Linked DNA regions of Homo sapiens: region 1 is linked to region 2. The links are chromatin loops, found by intact Hi-C in ENCODE. Cell type or tissue: Panc1. All regions are shown on one strand. Each heading gives the region's core, and the rest is flanking DNA. Links, peaks and the distances in the headings are about the cores only. Region 1 overlaps ARHGAP35 (Rho GTPase activating protein 35). Region 2 holds the start of LOC124904791 (translation initiation factor IF-2-like).

Evidence for each region. Hi-C counts contacts between places; a loop is a spot of excess contacts. Peaks named below come from ENCODE experiments on the same cell type or tissue, not always from the same donor. Only the 100,000 strongest peaks of a DNase experiment are listed, where the experiment ranks them.
Region 1: it touches region 2 in a loop (6-fold over the local background); 104 of 110 quality-filtered maps call a loop at or near these places.

The regions. Positions count from the first base shown.
Region 1 is chr19:46,987,469-46,994,246 of GRCh38, reverse strand. It overlaps ARHGAP35 (Rho GTPase activating protein 35), which reads right to left. Exons shown (of 7, transcript NM_004491.5): 4 at 6,181-6,258; 5 at 4,572-4,703. Among named protein-coding and RNA genes, the nearest start is that of NPAS1, 29 kb to the left of the region's middle. In Panc1, for the core only: a CTCF peak has its summit at 2,900 (motif pointing right); a DNase peak (open chromatin) is centred at 2,876.
Region 2 is chr19:46,864,589-46,871,366 of GRCh38, reverse strand. The region is part of intron 1 of ARHGAP35 (Rho GTPase activating protein 35); the gene reads right to left. LOC124904791 (translation initiation factor IF-2-like) reads left to right here and starts at 5,837. Exons shown (of 4, transcript XM_047439803.1): 1 at 5,837-5,974. The coding sequence starts at 5,837. In Panc1, for the core only: no CTCF peak of the experiment used is centred there; no DNase peak of the experiment used is centred there; H3K4me3 peaks cover 35 bases; H3K27ac peaks cover 4,544 bases.

The sequences.
Region 1 (6,778 bases), core at 552-5,551, 120 kb before region 2:
CCAAAGAAACAGCAGGGGCAATGGGCTCCCTGGTGTCCCTACTGGGACAGGGCCGTCAGGGCACCCAGCCCTGGGTGAGCTGCTGCAACCCGGACCCGCCATGGTACAGGTGCCCAGGGTGGCTTCTCCCCACACCTGGCGTGTGCTGGTTTGTGGATTCCCAGGTCCGCTCGTCCAGACTTTTGGTGTAACCTCCACCCCCTTCAGAGTCCCCTCAGGACCCAGACTGTGGAGGGCCCGATCCTCACATCCTCTGCTCCCTCAGCCTGCCCTTTGGGAGTCAAGACACTTAGTTTTTTCTAACAACAACAACAACAACAAACAACCCATCCTGCTCCAGTGTGTGGTCAGGGGTAGACAGGAGTCCAGGGGCGTGGGCCGGGAGAGAAGGTGGCCTATGGAGGAGACCCCAGCCTCCACACTGCGCTCACCCCTTTGCTTGGCTTGGCTCCAGGTGGCTCTGCTCTTGCTCAGGGGGCGTGGGCTGGGAGCTGCACCTCTTCCTGGGACATCATACTTTTGAACTTAGGGGCCATCGACTGAGACAACAAGAAACGTCCAAGGGAGGCATTTTTGGGCCAGTTGAACCAAGACAGCCTGGACACAGATCCAGCAATTTAGTACAATAGAGACCCCAAGAACTCAGGAGGGAGGGGAGGGGACAGACAGAGGGCACAGGGACCTTACCGATTAGCTTCCCATACCTCTTACAAAACAGACACACCAGGCCTCACAAAGCCAGAATACCGGTCCAAGGTCAAACAAAGTGGCGGCAGAGACCCTGTTCCCAAAGAACACTCCTGCCCTGGCTGTGCTGCGCCACTTGCCATCACTGGCAGCCAGGCTGCCAACCAAGCTCTAGGCCTGGGTCTGCTGCTGCCAGCTCGGTGCCTGGAGGAAAGTCCCTGCTGGCCGCCGCTGACCATCTGCACGCCTGCATCGCCAGGAAAGGGAAAGCCCGGCTCAAGGTCACAGCCCTTCAGTGATCACGCAGGCTCGTCCGGCGTCGGCTCTCCCCGCCCCAGGTGGTAAACAACTCCAAGGCCAAGACCTCACTCTGCAGGGCTCAGGATGGAGAATCCAAGCTGTCCTTCCCCTGGAGACACGGCTTTGCAATCACCTGTTGAATGTCCTGTCCCACCAGACTGAGCCTGGGACCACATATGTGTGTGCCCACTGCCATCTGTCCCTGTCCACACGGGGCCTGGCTAGCTGTGAAATTAATGACCCCGTACGTGGGTGTGAGAAGCACCCCCGTGCCCTCGGGCAGCTATGTGGACAGATCAAAGGAAGGCAGGATCCCAGAACCAGTAACGTCCCAAGGCAGCTGGTGAACAAGAGCCCAGAGAGCAGCAGGGCCGTCCCCTGGTAACCTAGGCTGCACTGTTATCTCTAGCCCCAACAGTCTCATCTGTCAAATGGAAAGGCCGAGACAATGAGCTGGCATCCTGAACCATGTTCGGGTCACACATCCCCTTCAACAATGTGATGAAAATGACTGGTCTCTCCTTAAATTAAAAAGACTGAATTTTGTGAGCTATTACAGGGAGTTAATGCGGACCCTGGAGCCACAGGTCCTTTGGTCCTGACCCTCTGGCTTGAGACGGAGCCAGCTCTAGCACCCCTTCCAGCACAAAAGCCATAGGACAGGGCCTGTGGACACCAGCTGGACGGGGTCGACTCCAGATAGGCAGGGAGGAGGGAGTCACAGAGACGGGGAGAAACCAGGCAAGAGCGACTCTTGAAGGTGGGGGTGGGCTACAGGTAGGAGACAGAACAGGCAGCGCAAGCCTTTTCTTCTGCCTCCTGAAACCCTGGCCCATCTCCCCTGTGAAGCCCTCTTCCTCGCGCCTTCCTTGCTGGGGTTTGTGCACTTCAAGCTCAGCTTTGCTCTGTCTTCAGAGAACTTCATTTGCACCCACGTACGCAGGGACTCAAGCCCCGGCTTGCCACTCCCTAGCGGTGTGACCCTGGGCAGGCTGTATCACCTCTGAGAAGCTGTTTCCTTCTCTGTAAAATGGAGATGTATTATAATACCATCTTCCTCAAAGGAAGATCAGTGGTGGGAATCAAGTGCCTCGTGGAGAGCCGGGCCCAGCCTAGGCAGGCACACAGGCCATGGGCGGTGCGGTTGCTGCTGCTGTTCATTTCTGAATCTCCCACGTGTCACCTTGAGTGTGGGAGGAAAATAACTGGCAAATAATCACAAACGTCTCTATTTTGCGAGTACATTTTCAGCAGTGTTCAATATTGTGAAATTCTGGAGCTAACAAAACCATTTGCTAGTGACCTTGATATTTGTTGTGATGGGATTTGAAACTGGTTCCAAGGCCTGAACATATAGAGACACAATTGCTCTCAGGGATTAAGTAGAAAGAACTGGTCAAGTTGATGTAGCCATGGAAACCCCAGCCAGTCTGGGAAGAGCTACTTTGGGGCACAATCATCTTTTTTCCATAATATCCCTTAACACTACTAACTTTTGCACTGCCTGGTATCTGCGGCTCAGTTGAACCTGGCCCTGCAACATCCACAGCCCAGCTTTTCAGTCAACTGCTATGGCCGGGAGAGGTGCCATGTCAGCAAGATCTTCTCCTCTCCCACCCGCTTCGGTCAGGTTCAAGACAACGGAGCCCCCGCTGAGTACCGTCGGGGACAGGAAACACACAATGGGAAGAGGAAGTGGGAAACCTCCACCCTTTCCCAGGCTGCTGCAGTAGCAGCGGCCAGAAGCCACCTCCTGAGCAGTGGAAGCTGGGTGAGAGCTGCTGTGGGAAGGGTGGCTGATTCCCTATCAATAGCACCTCCCGTTCCTGCCGGCCCCACAACCCTACACAAAAAGGTGCTGTGTCAGCAGTTCCCGCAGAAACAATGGGGTTCTGCCGGGTGGCAGGATTTCACGCACCTCTAGATGGCGCCAAGTCAAGACAAATGCAGACAGGAATTCCCGGCTTCCAGCAAACTGGGTATCAGTCTACGCCTTCCTCTTTTCCTAACTTCCACTGTGAGACAAGCTTCCGTGGAAAGAAAGCTGGCTCCAGAATAGAGATTTCCCATGCGACTTCACATCTGTGCCTGCCTGGAGCCTGCTGGAGAAGTGACTGCTGGGAAAGCCTCTATCTTCAGACAGCAGGATCAGGGGAGAAGCCTGCAACTGTCCCCACCCACTAACTCCCCTGGAGAAACCCTGACTCCCGTCTTCAGAAAGCAGGCTACTCTATGACCCTCCCAGGAGTACCACGCTCTCCTGCCCCATCCCTGTGGGCTTAGATAGGGTCAGGAGCTGTGAACAATTCCAGTCAGCTAAGAGAGTGTGGACAGAATAAGGTGAAGGTGGCATCCAGATTGTGAAAACAGACACCATAGGAAGTGCAGACCCTGGAAGGATGAGCTTGGAGGCCCCGCAGCCCTGTCACTATTGAGGCTCTGACAGTTCAGGGGTGGGCTTCTTGCACACCTGTCTCCTTCAGATGCTACTAAGAGTCAGTGACCCAGGACTCGGGGCCATGCTGATCCATCACCTCCCTCAAATTTCTGCCTACACCATCAGGCTTGTGAATAAATTGTGCTTGTTTAAAGCTCCCTCTTTAGAGGTGGGCAGTGACAAGATGAGACTAATGTCTTGCCCCTGAGGAACACGTCTCCTTTCCTCTTCCCCACCCTCTGGTTGCTGGATCACAGGTGGCTGTGATCTCTGGGCAGCTAGCAGAGACACTCCCTTCTGCAGCTGCACAGCAAGGGCTGCTGCTGGGTCTTGGCCTGCCAGAGGCACAAAGCAGGAAGGCTGCTGATGACTTAAAAGGTAGTGAGGGCCACATGGTGGGACGCTCTGAGAGGTCAGGCATCCTCTGTGGTACTACACAAAGTCCAGGGAAAGGCTGGCCAGTGAGAAGGCTCGCCCATCTGGACAAACACCTCTACAGAGAGGCAGGCTGGGGCAGGAACAACTGATGAGGCAAGGTGGCATGGCACACAGGATACCATTAAAACCAGAGGTGCTAATTTGCTACAGCATCAAATGATTACTTGGCCAGGGCCACTGGAGTCATCTCTTTCCCTCCAGAGGCCGGCTTCCTAAGAGGCTGTAGGACCCTAGACCCATGTTAACTTCATTACATGAGAGGTAGGAGAAGACAGGTAAGAAGAGGGGAAAGAAAAATAAGACCTACTATTAAATAGGCTATTCACAGCCTCACTTCTAGGCCTTTCCGAATAGAATTTCATCCGCAGGAGTAGGGATGGTAACAACGGCAGGACACAAGGGGCAGGGAAGGTTAAGTCGGCCACAAGCGAAGGAGCCAAGTCTGACACCGAAACCATGCTCTTAACTAATGAGAGTTTGGGGGAAACCTGCAACTCTCTTGGTGTAACCCTCAGATAAGCACCTAAGGTCTACAAGGGCAGGAGCCCGATTTGCAAGTCCCATTGCTGTCATCTGGTTAATTCCCTTGCCCTCTGTCCTTCAAACCTCAGCTCTAACAGCCAGCATCCATTCTGAGGGCAGGACCTATTCTTCCAGTGCCAAGCCCTTTCTCCCTCAATCCGCCCAACACTGGGCTGCCGGTACTCACTGTGTGCTTCCACCAAGTCGATCTGCATGTTATACGGGACCAGGGGGTCAGGCAGTTCTGAGAAAAAGCTCTTCATGGCACCAGCCACGGTATTCACCGTAAAGTCTTTCTCTGCCAGGTCCAGGTTGTGGTCTGAAAGGAAGTCAGGAGAGTGAGGCCAAACCATTCTAAGCCAGGCAGAAGCATCAGGACAACTCGGGGCTCAGGAGAGGCTAGAGAAACCTCAAGGAGCCAGAGACGGCCTCAGGACTGGCAAGGATTGGAGGGGTGGGACTTGTGAGCGCTAACGCGAGTTCTGAGGTTCAGGCATGGGCTGGCCCCAGCACCTCTTTCCGAGACTGCTGAACTGCCCCTTCTACCACTCTCGGGGCAGGGGTGCTACCCCCACATGCTGGTTTTTGGTGCCAGGAGCTTGCCTTCATCTGGCTTTGATATGCTGTTGCCTCTTCCTTACTCCCTTCCCATCACAGAAGAAGGAGGCGGCTTTCCTAAAGGGTGGCTCGCTTTCCAGGTAGGTCACAAAGATGTTAGCAACCACTGTGACTGCTGCCTCCATCCTTGTCCCCTATGGTGGGAGGGCAAATAGGCTCATTTTTTCTCTCTCTGGCCCTTCCCAGCCACAGGCACCGCTGACCCATGTCATGCTTTCCTTCTCATTGCATACATACTTCAGTGCGTTCCTGATGACGAAGAAATCTCTACAGATGGACAGTACCAGGTTCCACTATGGGGGAGGTAAGCTGGTACAGGATCTCCCATATATACAAATGCATCCCACACTGGGGGCTCTACCCTCACTTTGGCCTCGTGTCTCCCACAGATTAGCAGGCGTTTCCCTGTCCTGCGGTCCCCTCTGCCTGCTGCCGGCCAGCTGAGCCCGACTGCGGTGCTGCAAGGCGCAAGGGCCGCCCACCTGGGAAGTGGGTGTGGTGTCCACTCTGGGTGGTGCCTCCTGCCCTGGCTGCTGATAGATGGGAATGTGCCCTGCTCTGGTGCTTTTGCTTCTGGCACTGGGGGACGTGGCTTCTCATCCCACAGTGTGGGCAATTCCAAGAGGTAGTTTGGCTGCCTGACTTTAGGCCTCTTGAAGCTGGCTCAGCTTAGGAGAAGGGAGTCCCTGCCAAGAGCTATGTAACTTGGGTCTCTGTCCCAAGGGCTCAGCTCCTCACACGATGGTCCCTCACTTTCTCTGGTGCTGGGACTTTGTGAGGAGGGTAGATCTGAGGCCCTGGCAAAACAGGATCACATCTCAACCCGACTTGTATATCATGTGCCTGCAACTAGCTCTGCATGGGAAAACAGGCAAAGCTCTTCAGTGTGGTGAGGGAGGCATGTGCCCGGGCAACCTGGAAGAGCATCTGTGAGTGGCAGTGTGGGGAGTGGCCTACATGACCCAGCTTGGGCAGGGATGGTGCTTCGGTTCACTGACAGGACCCGGTCCCCTCCTCCCCGCTGCAGCCACACATGGTCTCTTTCTCAGTCTCAGCACCTCGTGGCTTTGGGTCTGTGCTGGCAGGAGTGCTCCGAAGCCCCACAGACAGTTCACCGAGGCAGCTGTGTCTGCCTTGACCAGCTCTGGCCTCGGATGCCTGGCCAGGCTGCACTTTACCTTGATCAAACTGTCTCTGCAGACTCTCCATCTCAGACTTGTTCCCGCTGACCCGGTAGATGCCTTCCGTGCTCAGTCCTGAGGAGAAACAGGCAGGGTCTTAGGAGCAGGAACTGGAGAGCAGAGAATGAGGAGGGCTGGGCTCGAAGACAAGGAGAAAGCCAGGGAAAGTCCATGAGGTGCCCACCACAAGAGAGGAGCAGGCCTCAGCACACTCTCGTTTGATTTTTCTAGATGCTTCAACCCATCTGACCTCCATTTTCTTTTTCACTTAAAAATTTTAAAGTATTTGTTTTTTGGTAAAAATGGAAAGACTATAGAAGCACAGCAGCTAAAGATAACTTCTGTTCATATTTTGATGTATACTCTTGAGTTTTTCATTTTCATTTAAAAAACAGAGGTAGTATATATTTTAACCCAATTACTTTCACTTACAAAGTATGTTGTGAATTTATTTTAATCACTTCAAGTTCTTATTCTTTTACATGATTTTAAAGACACCAAAGTATATGATCACTGTAAGAATAGTCATGCTGTTAATCATACAGGGTTGGCTGGGAGCGGTGGCTCACGCCTGTAATCCCAGCACTTTGGAAGG
Region 2 (6,778 bases), core at 1,123-6,122:
CATCTCAAAAAACAAACAAATAAAACATTGCTAAACTACTTTCCTGAAAGTTCACACTTGTTTGCAGGCCTGATAGCAATTTCAATACCAGTCCCATTTCACTCTCATTAGCAGTGACCACTATCTCTTTTCTTTTAATTTCCAGCAAACAAAGATCAAAATAATCTGGAATTAACAACACGAGTAGAAAAGATGTTGTTAAAAGAATGCTTTCACACTTGTGACAGTTTATACAATGAAATCACCGTTATCCCATTCTTTATCAGGTATTTGACCCTGCCCAGATGGGTAAAGTTAGAAACATCCTACATGTTCACATTTGTATATTAAATATAAAGTAATAATTGAAGTGCCTTATATAGAGACTCTCAAATAATTTCCGGCTCAGTAAGAACTATGTAGAAAAGGGAATTATGCCCCATCATATGAAAAAGGGGCTTGTACAACATGCAAAAAATTCAGAAATGGACACTTAAGATTTACGTACTTTTCTACATGTAGATTATACCTTATTTTTTTTTAAGAAAAAACTTAAAAGGGGATTTGCACACAAGAAAATATATACACCTTGTATATACATAACATCAAATCACAACTACTTTAGCTAAGGCTGCCATTTTTTAAGCCTTTATGGTTGTTGCGTGGCTACTACTAGGTACATGCCAACAGCCAAGACCTACTCCACAGCAGTCAGGAGTCTTTTTCTCTTCTTCCTCATTTATCAAAGGTTTTATCTACGTTCCTCAGTTGACTGACCAATCAGAGGAAGAAATTTTTTTTTTTTCTTTGAGACTGAGTCTTGCTCTGTCACCCAGGCTGGAGTGCAGTGGCACGACCTCGGCTCACTGCAAGCTCCGCCTCCTGGGTTCACGCCATTCTCCTACCTCAGCCTCCTGAGTAGCTGGGACTACAGGCGCCCGCCACCACACCCGGCTAATTTTTTGTATTTTTAGTAGAGATGGGATTTCACCGTATTAGCCACGGTGGTCTCGATCTCCTGACCTCGTGATCCACCCGCCTCGGCCTCCCAAAGTGCTGGGGATTACAGGCATGAGCCACCGTGCCCAGCCCAGAAGAAGAAATTTCTTATACATTGACAGCATTAAAAAAAGTATACAAGCCGGGCGTGGTAGCTCACGCCTGTAATCCCAGCACTTTGGGAGGCAGAGGTGGGCGGATCACAAAGTCAGGAGTTCGAGACCAGCCTGGCTAACACAGTGAAACCCCGTCTCTACTAAATAAAATACAAAATATTAGCCAGGCATGGTGGCGGGCGCCTGTAGTCCCAGCTACTTGGGTGGCTGAGGCAGGAGAATGGCGTGAACCCAGAAGGCGGAGCTTGCAGTGAGTCGAGATGGCGCCACTGCACTCCAGCCTGGGCGACAAAGCAAGACTCTGTTTCAAAAAAAAAAAAAAAAAAAAAGTACACAGTGATTTCAGGACATTAAAAAGGTTACCATAAAAGCAGCATCCACCAGCCTCTACCTACAACGTTAACAGGCATTTCTGAAAAATAAAGACCTAGTGATACATTTTATCACCAATCATTTAGGTACGCTATTCCCAGTGAAATAATTCCCTTGAAGTGAAAGCTACTCTAGCAGAAGATGCTGATTTCAAGAATCTAATAATCTTGTATTAATGCAGTGCTGACTTTCATTTGTACACAATCAATTTGTTACTGAACAAAGAACTCTTTTTAATTGCCCATGGCAATTAATGGTAATCATTTTCCTTTGTCTCATTCCTAAGTAGTGCAGGCTGCAAGAGATAAAGCCACAGTTTTGACCTTTCTTTTAAATGAAAATGGGGGAAAAGCACAATGCAACTATATACATACACACACACAATGCAAATACACACACACACACACACACACACACACACACAATTTTTTTTCTTGAGACAAGGTCTCACTCCATCACCCAGGCAGGACTGCAGTGATGCGATCATGGCTCACTGCAGCCTTTACCTCTGGGGGTTAGGCGTTTAGGTGATCTGCCCACCTTGGCCTTCCAAAGTGCTGGGATTACAGGCGTGAGCCACCACGCCTGGCCAACTATATATATACACCTCAGGAGGCTATTAGCTGTAACTAACCAGCATACTTTTAGACTAACATTTTTTTAAAATGCAAAAAGTTACTAAATAAAGTATCATGTCCAGATGTGGAGTCTCAGGCCTGTAATCCCAGCACTCTGGGAGGCCAAGGCAGGTGGATCACATGAGGTCAGGAGTTCAAGACCAGCCTGGCCAACATGGTGAAACCCGACTCTGCTAAAAATACAAAAAAACTAGCCAGGCGTGGTGGCAAGTGCCTGTAATCCCAGCTACTTCGGAGGCTGAAGCAGGAGAATCGCTTGAACCTGGAAGGTGAAGGTTGTAGTGAGCTGAGATGGTACCACTGTGCTCCAGCCTGAGTGACAGAGCAAGACTACGTCACCAAAAAAAAAAAAAAAAAAAAAAAAAAAAATCACGGTGAGCTCCACCTAAATAACTCAAGAGGAAAGATGTATTTCTATCTGTATGTTTCTTTTAATTTTTATTTTTTAATTGTAAATTGGCAAATTGTAGTTGTATATATTCTATGTATATATTTTTAGTTGCCTAAAGAAAAATCTCTCCATTTGTAGCTACCCAAATACTTTTCTACTTGCTGAAAAAAATGTAGATTTAAGGAGTCATTACATGACCAAACATCTCTACCTTCTTCCTGTTAGACTAGTTTACTTACACAGTTTTGTTACACCTGTGTTTGAATTCAGGTCAGACATAAAATGCTCAACTTTTCCAAATATGCTGGCTAAAAAGGCAAGCTGGTACTTGTGGTGTACATTCTTTTCAAAATACTGTGATATGGAACCTACTGTGTGCTCAAATCTCTGAATATGAAAGTCTTCAAGACTATTAATACAGGATCACATCCCAAGGAGCCAGACATTAATCAGAATAGTCTATTCAACATTTACTTCCCTTCACCCTATATAGTTAATTGTTTACAATTGACCATAAATTCCTTAAGGTGATGAACTATGCTTATTCTTATACCCAGAGAGGCAGTGTAGCCTAATAAAATAAACAAATTTTGAAATCAGACAGATCTGGATTCTTCACACTGACTTACTACTTATTAACTGTGTCATCATGATCAAGAAATTTACAATGCAGCAAGTATGCAGATTAAAGTATACTGGGCCAGAGCCAGGCGCGGTAGCTCACACCTGTAATCCCAGCACTTTGGGAGGCTGAGGCAGGTGGATCACCTGAGGTCAGGAGTTCGAGACCAGGCTGGCCAACATGGCAAAACCCCGTCTCTACTAAAAATATAAAAACTAGATGGGCATGGTGGGCGTGCGCCTGTAATCCCAGCTACTTGGGAGGCTGAGGCACAAGAATCGCTGGAATCCAGGAGGCGGACTTTGTAGTGAGCTGAGATCTCGCCACTGCACTCCAGCCTGGGCGATAGAGCGAGACTCTGTCTCAAAAAAAGAAAAAATTTAAAAAAAGGCTGACCAGGAGAGCATGCCCTCTAAGCATTTAAAGCCTGCAAATGGCCATTACAGTTGGTACAAACATCTCCAAAAAAAAAACAACAACAACAACAACAAAAAACTTTAGCACCTGTTTATCTTCTGTCAACATGGACACAATGGGGGCCTACCAAGTACAAGGTATTTTTGCTAGGTGTGATAGGAAATCAAAGATAATATAAGAGGCTCCTCATCCTCAGGAGTTTACTGTCTATCTAGAGAGAGAGATGACAATCAAGTATTATTAGCCACAAAATAAGGCAGAATGGGAACCAACTAGTATAATCCCTTCATTTTTCAAATGAAGGAACTGTAGTCCAGAGAAATGAAAATGATTTGGCTAGTCACAAAGCTAGTAAATGACAGGGCTAGGGCTAGGACCCAGGTTTCTTCAATGTTCTTTACATCATAGGAAGCCGCCTCTCAATTGTCCAAATGCAATTACCAGTTTACTACAGTGGCCAGGACGAGGGCATCATCCAAGTAAGAATGCAGAGATATCAGGAGAGCAAAAGAGGCAGGAAATACCTGCAGATCTATAATACAACAGTCACAACTGCTGCAAAGTACATAAAAAGAAAATGTTCGTTTCAATAAAGGAAGATGAGAGAGATAGGCAAGTCTGGCTATTTTCAACTAAAATAAATATTACTTTCCTGTAATGATACTTCATGGCTGAAAGTATCTGGTTCTCTGCTAATATATCAACTTAATGGCATTTCTCAGTATCAGAGAAGCAAATAAATGAAAATTAGATTGACAGATGCCAAAAGTTATCTTCAAGAATTCTTTATAGATGAAGCCTGATAAAGCACTGGATCAAAAGTTTTGGGAAGATGAACACGAATTATTTGTTTGCATTTCTTAATGCCAGCAATACAAGTGCTGTTCAGACCATTGCTGTTTGAGAGCCTAGGTCAACAATGACTCAGCTTGAAAAATTCCATATCGTTTTTAAAAGAGGTATATGGTTTTAGTTATGTAGCTAATATAATCTGGATAACCCCATCCCCCTAAATTATAAAGTAATCTCCATGTGAATGGTTGAAAAACAGGCAGTGTTTATTTTATATCTGAAAAAGTATACAACAAAGGTAATCCAGTTCATTTTACTGCATCTCCCAGGGAAAGAGCCCCCTACACAGACTCTGGGTTACGGGACTTGATGACAGGCAGTTGGGGATTGGCAGGTGAGAGAGGAATCAAAGAGTAGCAACAGGAGCTTAGTCCTAAGCTCCAACTCTAACTTGGTAAGTGACCCAGGACAACAAGAATCTACAATCAGACCTGGACAGCACTCCAGGCTTCAGACTAGGAAGGTGAAGCCCAGAGAGGTCAAGCAATTTGTTCAAGGTCCCAGCTAATTAGGACAAGGCCTAGATCAGAAGCCAGGTCACTGCCCTTATATAAATCCAGTACTTTTCTGCTGTGGCAGGAAGCCTGTCACAATGCCCTATGCCAGCCTTCCATTCCTCCATCTGTAAATGAGGAGGCTAGACTACGCGCTGATTTTCCCACTGAGTTCCAATGAACGCAAGGCGTCAAAGGAGGTATTTGTGCTAGTCACCTTCTCTCTTCATGCAAAGAATCTCAATTTTACCTATTTTACAGATCGTGAAAAAGAAATCTTACCAACTGGACATCATGGATAGTGCTGTGATGAATAACAAAAGATTTTTTAAAAAAGGGAAAAACAGGCCAGGCGCAGTAGCTCGTGCCTGTAATCTCTGCATTTTGGGAGGCCGAGGCAGGTGGATCACTTGAGGTCAGGAGTTCAAGACCAGCCTGGCCAACATGGTGAAACCCCATCTCTACTAAAAATACAAAAATTAACCTGGCGTGGTGGTGCATGCCTGTAATCCCAGCTACTCGGGAGGCTGACACAGAAGAATCGCTTGAACCCAGGAGGCAGAGGTTGTGGTGAGCTGAGATTGCGCCATTGCACTCCAGCCTGGGCAACAGGAGGGAAACTCCATCTCAAAAAAAGTCACGATTACTGTGTAAATCAAGACATTGTTTAGACTGCCAGGTGGTGACCGACAAAAGTCACAGCAGATCACAGGAAGACGCTGCAAGCGGCCTAACACCTCTCAGGAGACCACAGTGGACCAAAGTTGGGAAGCAGACCAGACTAGATGGAGACGAACAACCACTCCGACCTTTTCAATCTCCAACTATATTGACCTGACGCCTCACCTCCTCACATGCAGACTCACCAAACATCTATTAGGCTATGGTTTACTGTCACCTGTGCAACCCCCACCCTTCCCAGGCTGTGTCCTTTGCCAAAAGTCACCATCAGGTCCATGGATCTGCCCATGAATCTGCACACCGACAACTTCTTTCAACTTCTTCTCTTCTGGATCAATAAGAATGAGTATTTTCTGATTTGTCACTGTTCTAAATGCATCGACCTTCATCATGCCAAGGAAAATGGCGGGCAGGTAAAAGGGCGGGTGGGGAGCATGGCCAAAAAGAGGTTAGTTGAAAACAAGATGATAACTTAAATGAGGAACTTTGATCAGATTAGTTTTTAAGTCTTTACAAAGATTTTCTAGGCAGGGCAAGAGCCCTTGAAAACATGTTACTACCTTGAAAGCAGTTGTCTACCGCCATCTCCTGCTCCAGTCCCCCCACTCCAAATGGCATATTAACTGTGCCAGAAGGCCAAGGCTACCACCTCACATTTCTGTAGCACCCAATCCCATCATGAAAGCAAATGGCAATGCTGGAGTTAGGGCCTCTGCTAGCCTCAGAGAAATCTGACAGTCTTTAAGAACATCGGTTACCAGTTAAGGTGGAAAAATCAGCTCTCTATTCTGTGTGTCCTCTCTCCCTATTATGTAAACTTAGGCTTTTGGCATGCAGGAACTTTTCATGCTGCCAATGATATTAAAACTCTGGGACACACATTTAAGCAGTACTGCATACACAGTTGTTTTTATTCTTAATTATCTGTCACTTCCATATTAATAAAAAACAAAACAACTATTGACACCAACATGGGTAACACAAACTCTAAGATAAATTCAGAAAATTAATCATGACACACAAGGCTAAAAATTTACCAACGGAAATGAACCAAAAATCTTTAAGTCAATAATGGTGAAAACCCATGCCATACATAGATTATTAAAATTACCAGATTCTGTCAGAAAATTTTAAAAAGTTCAAGGGACCATACAAATCTACTATCAGCCCTCTTCACTGTCTCATATACAAATGCCCTAATATTTGATGAGTGAATG